Linked DNA regions of Homo sapiens: region 2 is linked to region 1. Evidence: chromatin contacts called from ENCODE Hi-C or POLR2A ChIA-PET data. All regions are on one chromosome and are shown on one strand. Each heading gives the region's core, a stretch centred on a gene start or an enhancer-like site at or near the end of the contact. The rest is flanking DNA. Distances are from core to core; before and after follow the strand shown. Region 1 overlaps LINC03006 (long intergenic non-protein coding RNA 3006). Region 2 has its middle 30 kb from the start of LINC03129.

Region 1 (7,286 bases), core at 3,274-5,773:
CACGCCACTGCACTCCAGCCTGGGCAACACAGAGAGACTCCGTCTAAAAAAAAAAAAAAAAGAAAAAGAAAAATTAAAAGAAAATTTGTTAGCTTAAAAAATGTGATCTGTAGAAAACCTTTCAGAGCCGGGTAAGGCGGATCACACTTGGGCTTGAGCCCAGGAGTTGGAGACCAGTCTTGGCAACATAATGAGACCCAGGCTCTACTAAACATAAAAAACCAGCCTGGCATGGTGGCACACACCTGTGGTCCCAGCTACTTAGATGGCTGAGGCAGGAAGATTGCTTGAGCCCAGCAGTTCGAAGCTTCAGGAACAGTAGTATGACGTGCATTACTTTTGACTAACCAATTGTGATTAAAAACTTTGCAAAATAAATTGCTAATATTTTTATTATGGCTTCATTTTGCTGTATTGTATTTGGTTCACATGTGCTATTATTCCAGTAAGAACAGCAATTAAACTTTTTTTGTTTTTTTTTTTAGAGAATCTGGCTCTGTCACCCAGGCTGGAGTGCAGTGGCGCAATCTCGGTTCACTGCAACCTCTGCCTCCTGGGTTCAAGTGATTCTCCTGCCTCAGCCTCCTGAGTAGCTGGGATTACAGGCGCCCGCCACCAGGCTCGGCTACTTTTTGTATTTTTAGTAGAGACAGGGTTTTGCCATGTTGGCCAGGCTGGCCTCGAACTCCTGACCTCAGGTGATCCTCCCACCTCGGACTCCCAAAGTTCTGGGATTACAGGCGTGAGCCACTCCGCCCAGCCTAATGAAGCATATTTTAATCTGTTTCATAGTTTTGCCTTGTCTGGCAAGATTACCTCCTGGTTGTTACACTATATGTGACCACTCATTAGTGTCTTCTAGGCAACTATATATATATATTTTTAATGTGATATGCTTTAGCAAAACAGCGTCTACAATACTGCCATCTCATGCCCACAAGTATTAATACAGGTGTGAGTGTGAGGTGGATTCCAGGACCATGAAGAGGTAACAGATTTTATTTTAATTAATTAACTAATTAATTTTTTGGAGGCAAGGGCTCGCTTTTTTACCCAGGCTGGAGTACAGTGGCATGATGACGGCTCACTGTAACCTGGAACTCCTGGGCTCAAATGATCCTCCTGCCTCAGCTTCCCAAGTAGCTAGGACTATAGGTATGCACCACCACACCCAGCAAGATTTTGGTAAATATAAATATTTTATCTGAAATCTATTTAATATTAAACATTTATGAAATACAAATAATAGGTAACTCTTCTAGCCATCCACATTTACATACTTGAGTTTCTTTTCCCCTCAAAACAACTTCTCAGTTACAACTTACACTTAGATACAAACATTTGGTGTTTAACATTTTGTTTCCTTTATTATGCTTTTAAAAAAACTACTTCAGGCTGGGCACAGTGGCTCATGCCTGTAATCCCAGAGCTTTGGGAAGCTGAGGTGGGCAGATCACTTGAAGTCAGGAGTTTGAGACCAGCCTGGCCAACATGGTGAAACCCCATCTCTACTAAAAATACAAAAATTAGCCAGGCATGGGTGTACGTCTGTAATCCCAGCTACTTGGGTGGCTGAGGCAGAAGAATTGCTTGAACCTGGGAGGCAGAGGTTGCAAGATTGCTCCACTGCACTCCAGCCTGGGTGACAGAGAACAAAAGCAAAATATATACAGGTTCTTGACTAGATTGTTATTTCAGACCCCTATTAGGAACCCCACCATGAATTGTATAATTTTTTAATCTCATTATTTCAAAATATCAGAATTCATCCTCTGAATCCTTTATCAGAACCACTTCCCACAGACTTGGTGTTATGGTAAACTGAGGAACAGAGATACTGATATGGGAACACAGGAAGATATTCATTTTAAGGTAAGCACTGGCTCAGTGGATTCACATCTAAAAAGCTGAGCCTAGAACAAAGACAGAGGTGGGGGGTTTATAAGCAGGCTTACAAAAGCAAAACAAAGGCAGTTAATCATATAGTGCATAACTTGTGGCCTTGCATAGCTGGTGGCCTTGTAGCTGCATCGAAAGAAAAACAAGAACTGGCTAAATACAGACATTTGTAAAACACAGTCACGCTTAAGAGGCTAGGGAAAGGAGTGGCTGGGCACAGTGGCTCACACCTGTAATCCCAGCACTTTGGGAGGCCGAGGCAGTGGATCGCTTGAGGTCAGGAGTTCCAGACCAGTCCAGCCAATGATGACACCCTGTTTCTACTAAAAAAGTACAAAAAAAATAGCCGGGCATGGTGGCACATGCCTGTAATCCCAGCTACTTGGGAGGCTGAGGCAGGAGAATCGCTTGGACCCGGGAGGCGGAGGTTGCAGTGAGCCAAGATCATCCCATTCATTGCACTCCAGCCTGGGCAACAGAGTGAGACTCTGTCTCAAAAAAAAACAAAAACAAAAACAAAAAACAAAAAAAAGCTAGAGAAAGGAGAGTAACAGTAAAGTAATTTGTCTTTCTCCTTTTTTTTTCTTTCAACCTTGCTCTGGAAGAGGGAGAGGTGTCTGGAGCCTGTTCCTTTGGTCTTGGCTTTTCGGACAGCGTTATTTTATAACTGTCCTTTAAGTGAGCTGCTAAGCAGAGGAAAACTTGTTTCTTTTCCTTTTAACCTTTGCCTTGCCTGCTACTTTTCTTGAAGTGAATGAATGCATATTTATTTTTAAATTTTCTGCCTCACTGGCAGATATTAAACTGGATGTCCCCAAAAACTTGCAACCATTTTCTTACTAATAAAATCTGGAAATATTATTTATTTAGTTTTATAATAAAGACAGGGCCTTACTTTGTTGCCCAGGCTGGTCTCAAATTCCTAGGCTCAAGCAATCCTCCTGCCTTGGTCTCCCAAAGTGCTGGGATTACAGGCGGGAGCACCGAGCCTGGCCTCAAAATCTGGAAGTATTGAATATAGGGCACATCCAATCCAAGAGCATCAGGCCTCTTGTTACCGGATAGAATTGTGTTTTGGTGACTAGGCACAGTGGCTCATGCCTGTAATCCCAGCAGTTTGGGAGGCCAAGGTGGCCAGATCACTTGAGGTCAGGAGTTCGAGACCAGCCTGGCCAACATGGTGAAACGCTGTCTCTACTAAAAATACAAAAATTAGCTGAGCGTGGTGGCATGCACTTGTAATCCCAGCTACTAGGGAGGCTGAGGCAGGAGAATCACTTGAACCCAGGAGGCGGAGGTTGCAGTGAGCACCACTGCACTTCAGCCTGGGTGACAGAGGGAGACTCGGTCTCAAAAAAAAAAAAAAAAAAGGATTGTGTTTTGGTGGGGAGGGTCCTGTAGCTAAGGGCAGGGATGCTGTGACCATGTGTCCTGCCCCAGGGATTGCATCCTCTGTGTGGGTGAGCAACTTAGAGTGAGCCTGGAGTGCAGACTGTCAGCCTCTGAGGTTTCAGGTTGTGTTTTAGAGTGGACCTTGATGCCCAGCTCCACCCAGCTAACGCCAGTGGTAAATGTTTGGGGGAAACACCTCTTATTTGTTGTAGTTAACATACAAGGAGCTGGGCAAGTGACACATGGGATAAATTTTTTTTTTTTTTTGAGAGGGAGTCTTACTCTGTTGCCCAGGCTGTAGTGCAGTGGCATGATCTTGGCTCACTGCAACCTCCTCTTCCCAGGTTCAAGCAATTCTCCTGCCTTGGCATCCCAAGTAGCTAGGACTACAGGCATGCGCCACCATGCCCCGCTAATTTTTGCATTTTTGTTAGAGACGGAGTTTTGCCATGTTGTCCAGGCTGGTCTGAAACTCCTGACCTCAGGTATCCACCTGTGTCGGTCTCCCAAAGTGCTGGGATTACAGGCTTGAGCCACTGCGCCGGGCCAGAAATTTTTGAAACAGAAAGAAATAGGCTGGGCGCAGTAGCTCACACCTGTAATCCCAACACTTTGGGAGGCTGAGGAGGGAGGATCGCTTCAGCCCATGAGTTCGAGCACAGCCTGGGAAACACAGTGAGAACCCCCCCCCCCCAATCTCTATTTAAAAACATAATAAAAATTAAAAATAGGCCAAATAGGTCAAACCTGGATTTCAAAAGAGGACCCCCACGGGGATTTCATTAATTGCAGAATCAGTGCCGCGGTCCCTTGCTTCCCTCACCTACTCTTATCCCAAGTGGCGGTGGCGGCAGCGCAGAGCAGCTTCTGAAGGTCCAGGAGCTCTTTTGTTCCTCCTCTGCAAAGCAAAGGTGCCACAGGGCGCGGCTTTCCGAGAAAGCGTACTCCGCACGGTGCACCTCTCCGTCTGCAGGCGCTGAGCCCCCGGAGGAGGAGGGGGCAGGCTCGCGGAGCCCCTACCCTGGGGCGGGGCCAAGGCGTCCTCCCAGCCCGGCTTTGCAGAGCAGAGATCTGGTGTCTCCAGTTTACGGAGGCACTTTCAGAACTGATCAGAAGCCACCCCGCTTATCAGCAGATCTCAGGAGAGTGTTCAGTGGAGGCCCTGCCGGTCTGCACAGCTCACCTCCCTGGGAACTGCTCGCCTGAGCGTCGGAGCCGGCCCTGGCCCCCTGCAGCCAGAAAGTTGCAGCCGCAGGAGCCCCGGAGGCCCAGGACGCAGGGTAAGTCCCTGCCTTGTGCCTTCCCTGTGCCCAACTTTCTGATTTCGCCGACTTTCCTTTTCCTCTTCCAGGCTTCCTGTCTGAGTCTACATTTATTCTGCTTAGTCGCATAGGCAGATCATTTCCTAGAATCTCCAGGCTTTCTTTTCATTGATTTATTTTTTGGGGTAGCTTCACTGTCTAATCTCTCAGCAGCTGCCTGTTTCCAAACAGCATGAATGAATGATGCAGTCCTGCGCAGGAGCACTCTCAGTGCAAAATTGGGGCCATCCCAAACTCAGAGTTGAAGTGTCCGACTTTGTCGTCTCCTTTCCCATTAGAATTAGAATTAGAATTTTAAAATAAGTACTTACCAGGTACATTGTTAATAACGATACAACTTCAAGTTGGGAATTAAGTTAATCATGCTTTCATTCATTAAATGTATTTACTATCTTTTTCTTTTTTTCTCTTCTTTTCTTTTCTTTCTTTTCTGAGACCGTCTCATTCTGTCGCCCAGGCTGAAGTGCAGTGGCGCGATCTTGGCTCACTGCAACCTCCCTCTACGGGGTTCAAGGGATTCTCCTGCCTCAGCCTCCCGAGTAGCTGGACGCATGCCATCATGCCCAGCTAATTTTTATATTTGTAGTAGAGACAGGGTTTCACCATGTTAGCCAGGTTTGTCTCAAACTCCTGGCCTCAAGCGATCCACCGCCTCAGCCTCCCAAAGTGCTGGGATTACAGGCATGAGCCACTGTACCTGGCCACTATATTTTCTTTACGTATGTTTGCATATTATTACTTTTTAAATATTTGATGACTGATATTGGAATGAGAATCAGGGAGGAAAATAATAAAATCCAATATTCCTGTATTACAGTGCCAGGTAGGTTTTCAATATCATGACCATAGTCCTGTCACTTTCATGTCGGTGAAACAAAGTAATCAGGACTTTTTAAAATTTTCAGATGATTTAATATATGCCTGATACCTACCTTCCTTCTTTTCTTTTTTGTTTTAAGAGACAGGGTCTCACTTGGTCACCCAGGCTGGAGTGCAGTGGTGCAATCATAGCTTATTGCAGTCGCAAACTCCTGAGCTCAAGTGATCCTCCCCTCAGCCTCCCAAGTAGCTGGGACTACAAGTATGCACCACCATGCCTGGCTCATTTATTTTATTTTTTGTACAGATGACGTCTCACTATGTTGCCCAGGCTGGTCTCAAACACCTGGGCTCAATCAATCCTCTCACCTCGGCCTCCCAAAGTACTGGGATTACAGGGGTGAGCCCCCATGCCCGGCCTTGTTTTATTTTATTTTTAAGAAAATACTTGGACTAGCTGGGCATGGTGGTTCACACCTGTAATCCCAGCACTTTGGGAGGCTGAGGCGAGCAGATCACCTGAGGTCAGGAGTTCAAGACCAGCCTGGCCAGCATGGTGAAACCCTGTCTACTAAAAATACAAAAAATTAGCTGGGCATGGTGGTGTGTGCCTATAATGCCAGCTCTCAGGAGGCTGAGGCAGGTGAATTGCTTGAACCTGGGAGGTGGAAATTGCAGTGAGCTAAGATCGCGCCACTGCACTCCAGCCTGGGCGACAAGAGTGAGACTCCATCTCAGGAAAAAAAAAAGAAAAAAAGAAAAAAAAAGAAAATATTTGGGCTAGAATTAGGGTGGAAGGGATCCTCAAGTTTGCCTAGACCAGCCTCTTATCAGAGACTTTTTTAAAGCCAGTGTTTTATTGCTATATAATTAAATGTAATAAAATACACTCTTTAAGTGTGCATTTTGATGAATTTTGACAAATTTATTCATACTTGTAATCATCACAATAACATTTCCATCACCCAGAAGGTTCCTAGGGCCTCTTTCCAGTCAGCCCCGTCCCAACCCCCAGCCCTACTGATCTGATCTTTGTTGTTAGGGCATTTGTATTTTCTAGTGTTTCATATAACTGAAACAGTATGTGCTCTTGTGTCTGGCTTCTTTCCATCGGTATAATTTTTTTTTTTTGAGATGGAGTTTCGCTCCTGTTGCCCAGGCTGCAGTGCAGTAGCGCAATCTCAGCTCACTGCAACATCTGCCTTCCGGGTTCAAGTGATTCTCCTGCCTCAGCTTCCTGAGTAGCTGGGATTACAAGCATGCGCCACCATGCCCAGATAATTTTGTATTTTTAGTAGAGACAGGGTTTCACCATGTTGGTTGGGCTGGTCACTGCTGACCTCAGGTAATCTGCCTGCCTTGGCCTCCCAAAGTGCTGGGATTACAGGTGTGAGCCACCGTGCCTGGCCTTCCATCGGTATAATTTTTTTTTTTTTTGAGACTGAGTCTTGCTCTGTCCCCCAGGCTGGAGTGCAGTGGCGCAATCTTGGCCCACTGCAACCTCTGCCCCCTGGGTTCAAGCGATTCGCCTGCCTCAGCCTCCTGAGTGGCTGGGACTACAGGCATGTGCCACCGTGCCCAGCTAATTTTTTGTATTTTTAGTAGAGACGGGGTTTCACCGTGTTAGCCAGGATGGTCTCAATCTCCTGATCTCGTGATCCACCTGCCTCAGCCTCCCAAAGTACTGGGATTACAGGCATGAGCCACCGCGCCCAGCCCTATTGGTATATTTTTTAAAATATTTATCCATGTTGTAGCATGTATCAGTAATTCATTTCTTTTTATTACTGAGTAGTGTTCCATCGTAGGGATATACCACAATTTGTTTAGCTATTTATCTGTTGGTGAATATTT
Region 2 (7,286 bases), core at 2,117-4,616, 78 kb before region 1:
AGTGGAAACAGAGTCACTGGGAAAAGGACCTAAATCTTTATATTACCAGGGGAGAAATATGCCTCCTTTGTCAATTAATAAATAGAATACCTGCCTTAAAATCGAGGGAGTTCTGCTAGAATGAATCACTCCCTACAACCCTGACCTATGCAGGGAACATGAAAAACTGGAGTTTGGCCAGGCGCAGTGGCTCACACCTGTAATCCCAGCACTTTGGAAGGCCCAGGCGGTGGACCATCTGAGGTCAGGAGATCGAGACCAGCCTGGCCAACATGGTGAAACCCCATCTCTACTAAAAATACAAAAATTAGCTGGGTGTGGTGGTGGATGTGTGCAATCCCAGCTACTCAGGAGGCTGAGGCAGGAAAATCAGTTGAACCCGGGAGGTGGAGGTTGCAGTGAGCCGAGATCGCACCACTGCACTCCAGCATAGGTGACAGAGCTGAGACTCTGTCTTAAAAAAAAAAAACAAAAAACAAAACTGGAGTTTGGGGGCCTATAATATTGTAGGCCACATTCCAGATTGGAGAGACCTTACCAAAGTACGGCCTTTCCACAAAGCACTGCCAAACACCAGCTGGCTGTCTCCATGGGGCAACACCATATCTCTGGCTCTTGTTTCCCCAGGAGATGCTCTATTCCAGCCTTCCCTTACATTTTGTATCCCGCACATTTCCTAGCGTAAGGCCTCAAAACATAGCAGGCTGCCGAGTCACTGCTGATCTACTACATATCTGACTTCAGACTCCAGCAGAGCACTTTGTGTTTGAGAAATTAAAGAGAAGAGAATGGACCCAGACTGATGCTGGCCAACTTAGCGGTCCAAAGATATAAGCTGCTCAAACTGAGTACAGTGCCTCTGATTTTCTGAGTCTGCCCTGCTCCTAGGGCTCTTTGGATGAAATTAATTTCTCCTTGTTGAAGAAATGGTTTGCTAGAATATAAAAAATTTGGCCAGGCACAGTGGCTCACGCCTCTAATCCCAGCACTTTGGGGGGCCGAGGCAGATGGATAACGAGGTAAGGAGTTCAAGACCAGCCTGGCCAACATGGAGAAACCCGTCTCTACTAAAAACACAAACATTAGCTGGGTATGGTGGCACGGGCCTGTAGTCCCAGCTACTCAGGAGGCTGAGGCAGGAGAATTGCTTGAACCCAGGAGGTGGAGGTTGCAGTGAGCTGAGACTGTGCCATTGTACTCCAGCCTGGGTGACAGAGCAAAACTCCATCTCAAAAAAAAAAAAAAAAAAAAAAAAGAAAAGAGAATATAAAAAATTTAAAGAAGAAAAAAATGTTAAAATAAAATTTTCTCCTAAAGAGCACTCAAAAGCACACTCCCACCAATGCTGGATCTATTTATCTCTCTCTTGCTTTTTTTTTTTCTGAGATAGGGTCTCTCACTCTATCACCCAGGCTGCAGTATAGTGGCAAGGTCATGGCTCACTGAGGCTTTCAATTCCTGGACTCAAGCTATCCTCTCACTTCAGCCTCCTAAGTAGCTGGGATTGTAGGTGCATGCCACCATGCCTGGCTAATTTTTTTCATTTTTTGTAGAGAGGGTGTTCTCACTATGTGGCCCAGGCTGGTCTTGAACTCCTGGGTCAAACTAATCCTCCCGCCTTGGCCTCCCAAAGTGCTGGGATTATAGGCTTTAGCCACTGTGCCCAGTCTATTTATCTTTCTATAACTCACATATTAAATCTTCCTCCTTAAATTGCCTCCTACCCACCCATCTGCAGGGATAGCAAACACAGGTATCAGCGGGTCAGGCAACCTACGTGAGGGAAGGAGGCTGGAGTAATGTGGGAGAAGGGGGGAAACCGTAGCAAACTGCAAGGTATTCACTTCAACAGTTCTTCAACACTGTGATGGTCAAACCAAACACAGAAACAGGAAGCCCAGTTCAGTCACCAGCAGCCAACGTGGGATATTTCATCTACATGCTACAAGGCAAACTGCTTAGGATGAATGACCTGGTCTCCACCAATCTACTCTTGGGGTCCAGCTGCTCCTGCCCAAGTCCCTACACTCTACTGACATGACCCACATTCACAGTACTCTCCTGACACCTTTTCTTGTTCACTTTTTTTTTCCCCAACAAATTTTTTTTTTTTTTTTTTTTTACTTTTTTTGAGACAGAGTCCCCCTCTGTCACACAGGCTGAAGTATAGTGGGGTGATTATGGCTCACTGCAGCTTCCATCTTCTGGGATCAAGTGATCCTCCCACCTCAGCCTCCCAAGTAGTTGGGATTACAGGCATGTACCACCACAACTGGTTAAGTATATTATTTTTCCTTTTTCTTTCTTTTTTTTTTTTTGTTGTTGAGATGAAGTCTCACCCTGTCACCCAGGCTGGAGTGCAGTGGGGCGATCTCGGCTTACTGCAACCTCCAACTCCCAGGTTCAAGCAATTCTCCTGCCTTAGCCTCCCAGGTAGCTAGGATTACAGGTGTATGCCACCATTCCTGGCTAATTTTTGTATTTTTAGTAGAGATGGGGTTTCACCATGTTGGCCAGGCCGGTCTTGAGCACCTGACCTCAGGTGATCCACCCACATCGGCCTCCCAAACTGCTGGGATCACAGGCACGAGCCACTGCACCCAACCAGTTTATTATTTTTTCTAGGGACAGGTTCTCACTATGTTGCCCAGGTTGGTCTTCAACTTCTGGGCACAAGCAATCCCCTGGCCCCCTCCTCCCAAAGTGCTGGAATTACAGGCTTGAGCCAACACATCAGGCTCTAACAAATATTTCTTGAGCACCTACTACATACCAGGCACTATAATAGGTGCCCAGGAAACAGCAGTGAACAAGGTGTAAGAGTTTCTGCCCTCACAGAGCTTATAGGGTAGCAGGAAATTGATATAGTTTCAATGTTTGTCTCCTCCAATTCTCATATTGAAATTAAATCCCTAATGTTGGAGATGGTGCCTGGTGAGAGGTGTGTGGGTCATGGGGGCAGATCCCTCATGAATGGCTTAGTGCCCTCCCCATGGTAATAAGTGAGTTCTCTCTCTACTAGTTCATGTGAGAGCTAACTGTTTAAAGAGCCTGGCACCTCCTCCCCTCTCCCTTGCTCCGTCTTCTCACCAAGTGACGTGCCGGCTCCTCCTTCTCCTTCTACCATGAGTGGAAACCTCCTGAGGTCCTCACCAGCAGATGCTGGCACTATGCTTTTTTTTTTCTGAGACAGGGTCTCACTCTGACACTCAGGTTAGAGAGCAGTGGTGTAATTATGGCTCACTGCAACCCTGACCTCCTGGGCTAAAGAGATCTTTTTACCTTAGCCTCCCAAGTAGCTGGGACCATAGGCATGCATTAGGCATGCATCAGTGCACCATCATGCCTGGCTGATTTTTTTTTTTTTTTTAGTAGAGACAATGTCTCACCATGTTTCCCAGGCTGGTTTCAAACTTCGGGGCTCAAGCAATCCTCCTGCCTCAGCGTCCCAAAGTGCTGGGATTACAGGTGTGGGCCACTGTGCCCAGCCTGGCACCATGCTACTTGTATAGTCTGCAGAACTGTGAGCCAAATAAACTGTTTTTCTTTATAAAGTACCCAGCCTCAGGTGTTTCCTTATAGCAATGCAAAATGTACTAATCTAGGAATCGTATGCCAGCACTTACCAGACTGTGATGAGCATGTGACAGAAGTACAGAGTGGGACTGAAACGTTCCCCAGGGGCTTCTTGTTGCATCAGAGAGAGTGGGGTGAGACATCTCGGCTGAGGCTAAAGATGAGTAAAGACGAGAGTGAAAGAGTGATGATGGGGGTAAGGACAGGGTTTCCTGAAGAAGGACCAGTAAAGTCCCCCAAGAAAACTGTGAGGTCACTTCCTGGAAATCACCAGCATCCCATTTCCCATTGGCAAGGAGCTCAGCATGGTCCCTTGGATAACCAAACCTATGCCCAAATCCCATCTGTGTGAGTCTATCTGCCGGGACCCTTCTTAGCATATTAGAGTCCAATCAGGAGACAAAAACCACTCAAAAGTTTAAAGTGGTAAAATTTAATACAGAGAATTATTCATTATAACAGGGCAACAGCATAATAAGAGATTGGCTACCAAAAAGTAAGAAGAACTCTAGAGAACACAGGACTATCAGAGGCCAGGCATGGTGGCTCATGCTTATAATTCCAGTAATATGAAAAGCCAAGGCAGGAGGATTGCTTCAGGCCAGGAGTTTGAGACCAGCCTGGGAAACACAGTGAGACCCTGTCTCTACCAAAGAAAAAAAAAATAGCCAGGTGTGGTGGTGCACACCTGTAGTCCTAGCTACTTGGGAGGCTGAGGTGGGAGTATTGCTTGAGCCAGGGAGGTCATGGCTGCAGTGAGCTATGATTTCGTCACTGTGCTTTAGCCTGGGCAACAGAGGGAGACCCTGTCTCAAAAAAAAAAAAAAAAAAGTATAGGACCAGCTGATACAATGAACAGTAACTGCCCCTACTGTCCCTATGATGAGATGGAGTGACCAAGAAAGGGACTCTTCACTAGGGCTGAGATCCAGTCACCCTTGGAGAGGGCACAGTCATGGGTAATTCAATGGCAGAATTGCTGCATTACCACATGGTGGAACATGCTAGCAATCTGCCCTCTGGAATTTGCTGAAAATCTGCCTTCTATGGTGCTAGATTAAGCTATGAATGAACAGTTGTCTCACTACAAAACCACCCATGCAGGTTCAGAGAAACTGCTGGTCACTGGGTGCTGCTGAGCACCGTGCAGGGCAGGAGCCCAGTGCTGGACAAGCTCAGTGGCTGTGGAGATTGACACACTACAATCAGAAAGAACAGCCTCTTACAAAGTCCCTCTAGCACAATGTAGTGACAACATTTAATAATGTACCAGCTGATAGAGGAAGCATATAAGGAACCCACGTCTATGTTTGCAGAGCCGGCAGTGAAGGGTGAATTTGGAACTGATGGGCAGTCATTGGATGGATAGCTGGTACATGACACATTTCAATCTAGCAAGGAAAAAAGGAAGAGAGAAAAGAGATAGAGGACCAGGCATGGTGGTTCACTCCTATAATCCCAGCAGTTTGGGAGGCCAAGGCAGGTGGATCACTTGGGTCCAGGAGTTCGAAATCCAGCCTGAGTGACATAGTGAAACCCTGTCTCTACTAAAAATAAAAAAAATTAGCTGAGTGTGGTGGCTTGTGACTGTAGTCCCAACTGCTCAAGAGGCTGAGGTAAAAGGATCCCAAGTGTCTGAGAGTTCAAGGCTGGAGTGAGCCATGATCACACTATTGCACTCCTGCCTGGGTGACACAGCGAGATCCTGTCTCAAAAAAAGAAATGCTGGTGAAAATTTGAAGAAATTGGAACCCACATACATTATAGGTGGGAACAAAAAATGGTTTAACCACTTTGTTTGGGTGTTTCTTTTTTGTCATTTTAATTTGATTTTTTAAAAAATCGAGATAGGATCTCACTATCTTGCCCAGGCTGGTCTCTTTTAACTTGTAGGCTCAAGTGATCCTCCCACCTCAGCCTCTCATGTAGCTGGGATTACAGGTGTGAGTCACTGCACCTGACTGGTGTAACCACTTTGGAAAATAGTTTCTCAAAATGCTAAATGTACAGTATCATAGAATGCAACAATTTCTCTCCTAGGTATATATCCCAGAGAAATAAAAATATACGTCCACACAAAAACTTATAAATGAATATTCATAGCAGCATTATTCACAGTGGCCAATACATGGAAACAACCCAAATGTTCATCAACTGATGAATAAACAAAATGTGGTGTGTCTCTACCATGGAATATTATTCAGCCATAGAAGGAACGAAATACTGACACATGCTATGACAGGAAGGAACTCTGAAAACACTGTGCTAAGAGGGAAAAAAAACCCAGCCACAAACAATCACATATTGCACAATCCTATTTATATAAAAGGTCCAAGCCGGGTGCGGTGGCTCACACCTGTAATCCCACTTTGGGAGGCCGAGGCAGGCAGATCATGAGGTCAGGAATTTGAGACCAGCCTGACCAACATGGTGAAACCCTGTCTCTACTAAAAATACAATAATTAGCCAGGTGTGGTGGCAGGCGCCCATAATCCCAGCTACTCAGAAGACTGAGGCAGAAGAATTGCTTGAACCCAGGAGGCAGAGACTGCAGTGAGCTGAGATTGCACCATTGCACTCCAGCCTAGATGACAGAGCAAGACTCTGTCTCAAAAAAAAGAAGAAAAAAAAGGTCCAGATTAGGCAAATCTATAGTGACAGAGAATAGATCAGTGGTTGCCTATGGGAACACAGGGGGATGAGGGGAGTAGAAGTGGCTAAGAAGTGTGGATTTCTCTACAGGGTAATGAAAGCTTCTAAAACGGATTGTGATGATAGATGCACAGCTCCATGAATATTATAAAAACTACTGAATTGCATACTTTGATAAATGAATTTATGGTATGTGAACTATATTTCAATAAAGTTGTTATTTAAAAAAAGGGAATGGGGGCCAGGCACAGGTGGCTCATACCTGCCTATAATCCCAGCAATTTGGGAGGCTGAGGCAGGAGGATCACTTGAGGCTAGGAGTTTGAGACCATCCTGAGAAACACAGCACTATCCCATCTCTACAACAAAAAATAAAAAATTTAGCTTTGCATGGTGGTGTACGTCTGTAGTCCCAGCTACTTGGGAGGTTGAGGTGGGAGTACTGCTTGAGCCCAGTTTGAAGCTACAGCGAGCCATGATCACACCACTGCACTACAGCCTGAGTGACAGAGCAAGACCCTGTCTCTAAAAAGGAAAGAAAAGAAATGCAAGTTTTAATCACTCTGTGAGGATAAACAAGTTTGAGGGGAAACAGAGAAGAACAAAAGAGCACTGAATGGTGAGAGTGGGAGGCTGGTTACACTCATTGCTAGCTAAGGGACTTCTGAAAAATTCATGAGTAAAATCACAGCTCTGGGGGTCAGTCAGGCAGCCAAATGATGAATGTTAAATCCATTACAAATGCCCACCGTCTTTCTTTACATTCCTTCTAGTGCAAAATTCCTAACTGCCTAAATAGCAAGTGTTCTGAAATGATAGCAGCTGTTTATTAAAGAAATAACATCTCAAATTTTAAAAATCATGAGTCAAATATTATTTTCCTCCTCCCATTTTACAGGTGTGCAATCTAAACAACAGAGAATTTAAGTAATTTTTCTAAGTGGCAGAGCACAGATTTAAATCCTATCACTTTGGCCTCAGAGTTTGTGCTTTATTTTATTATTTTAAAATTCATCTTTTTTAAAACCAAGAGGCTTATGCAAAATTCTGCTAGGATT

What was found. Hi-C counts contacts between places; a loop is a spot of excess contacts on that map. ChIA-PET counts read pairs that join two places held with the same protein, here RNA polymerase II (POLR2A). Pooled maps may share reads with other maps.
Region 2: a map with no recorded cell type shows a loop between it and region 1 (2.1-fold over the local background). The contact joins two enhancer-like sites. A Hi-C loop is called at or near these places in 1 of 168 maps with a recorded cell type or tissue (GM12878), 2 of 37 single-sample maps with no recorded cell type and 4 of 50 pooled maps. POLR2A ChIA-PET finds 5 or more read pairs at or near these places in 2 of 52 experiments (GM10248 and OCI-LY7).

What each region holds. Positions count from the first base shown.
Region 1 is chr7:65,728,853-65,736,138 of GRCh38, reverse strand. All of the region lies in intron 2 of LINC03006 (long intergenic non-protein coding RNA 3006), which reads left to right. Among named protein-coding and RNA genes, the nearest start is that of SNORA22, 23 kb to the left of the region's middle. Within about 2 kb of position 4,523, at least 6 of the 41 ENCODE cell types and tissues checked have a DNase peak (open chromatin) inside an H3K27ac peak, as active enhancers do.
Region 2 is chr7:65,805,896-65,813,181 of GRCh38, reverse strand. No RefSeq gene overlaps it. Among named protein-coding and RNA genes, the nearest start is that of LINC03129, 30 kb to the left of the region's middle. Within about 2 kb of position 3,366, at least 2 of the 41 ENCODE cell types and tissues checked have a DNase peak (open chromatin) inside an H3K27ac peak, as active enhancers do.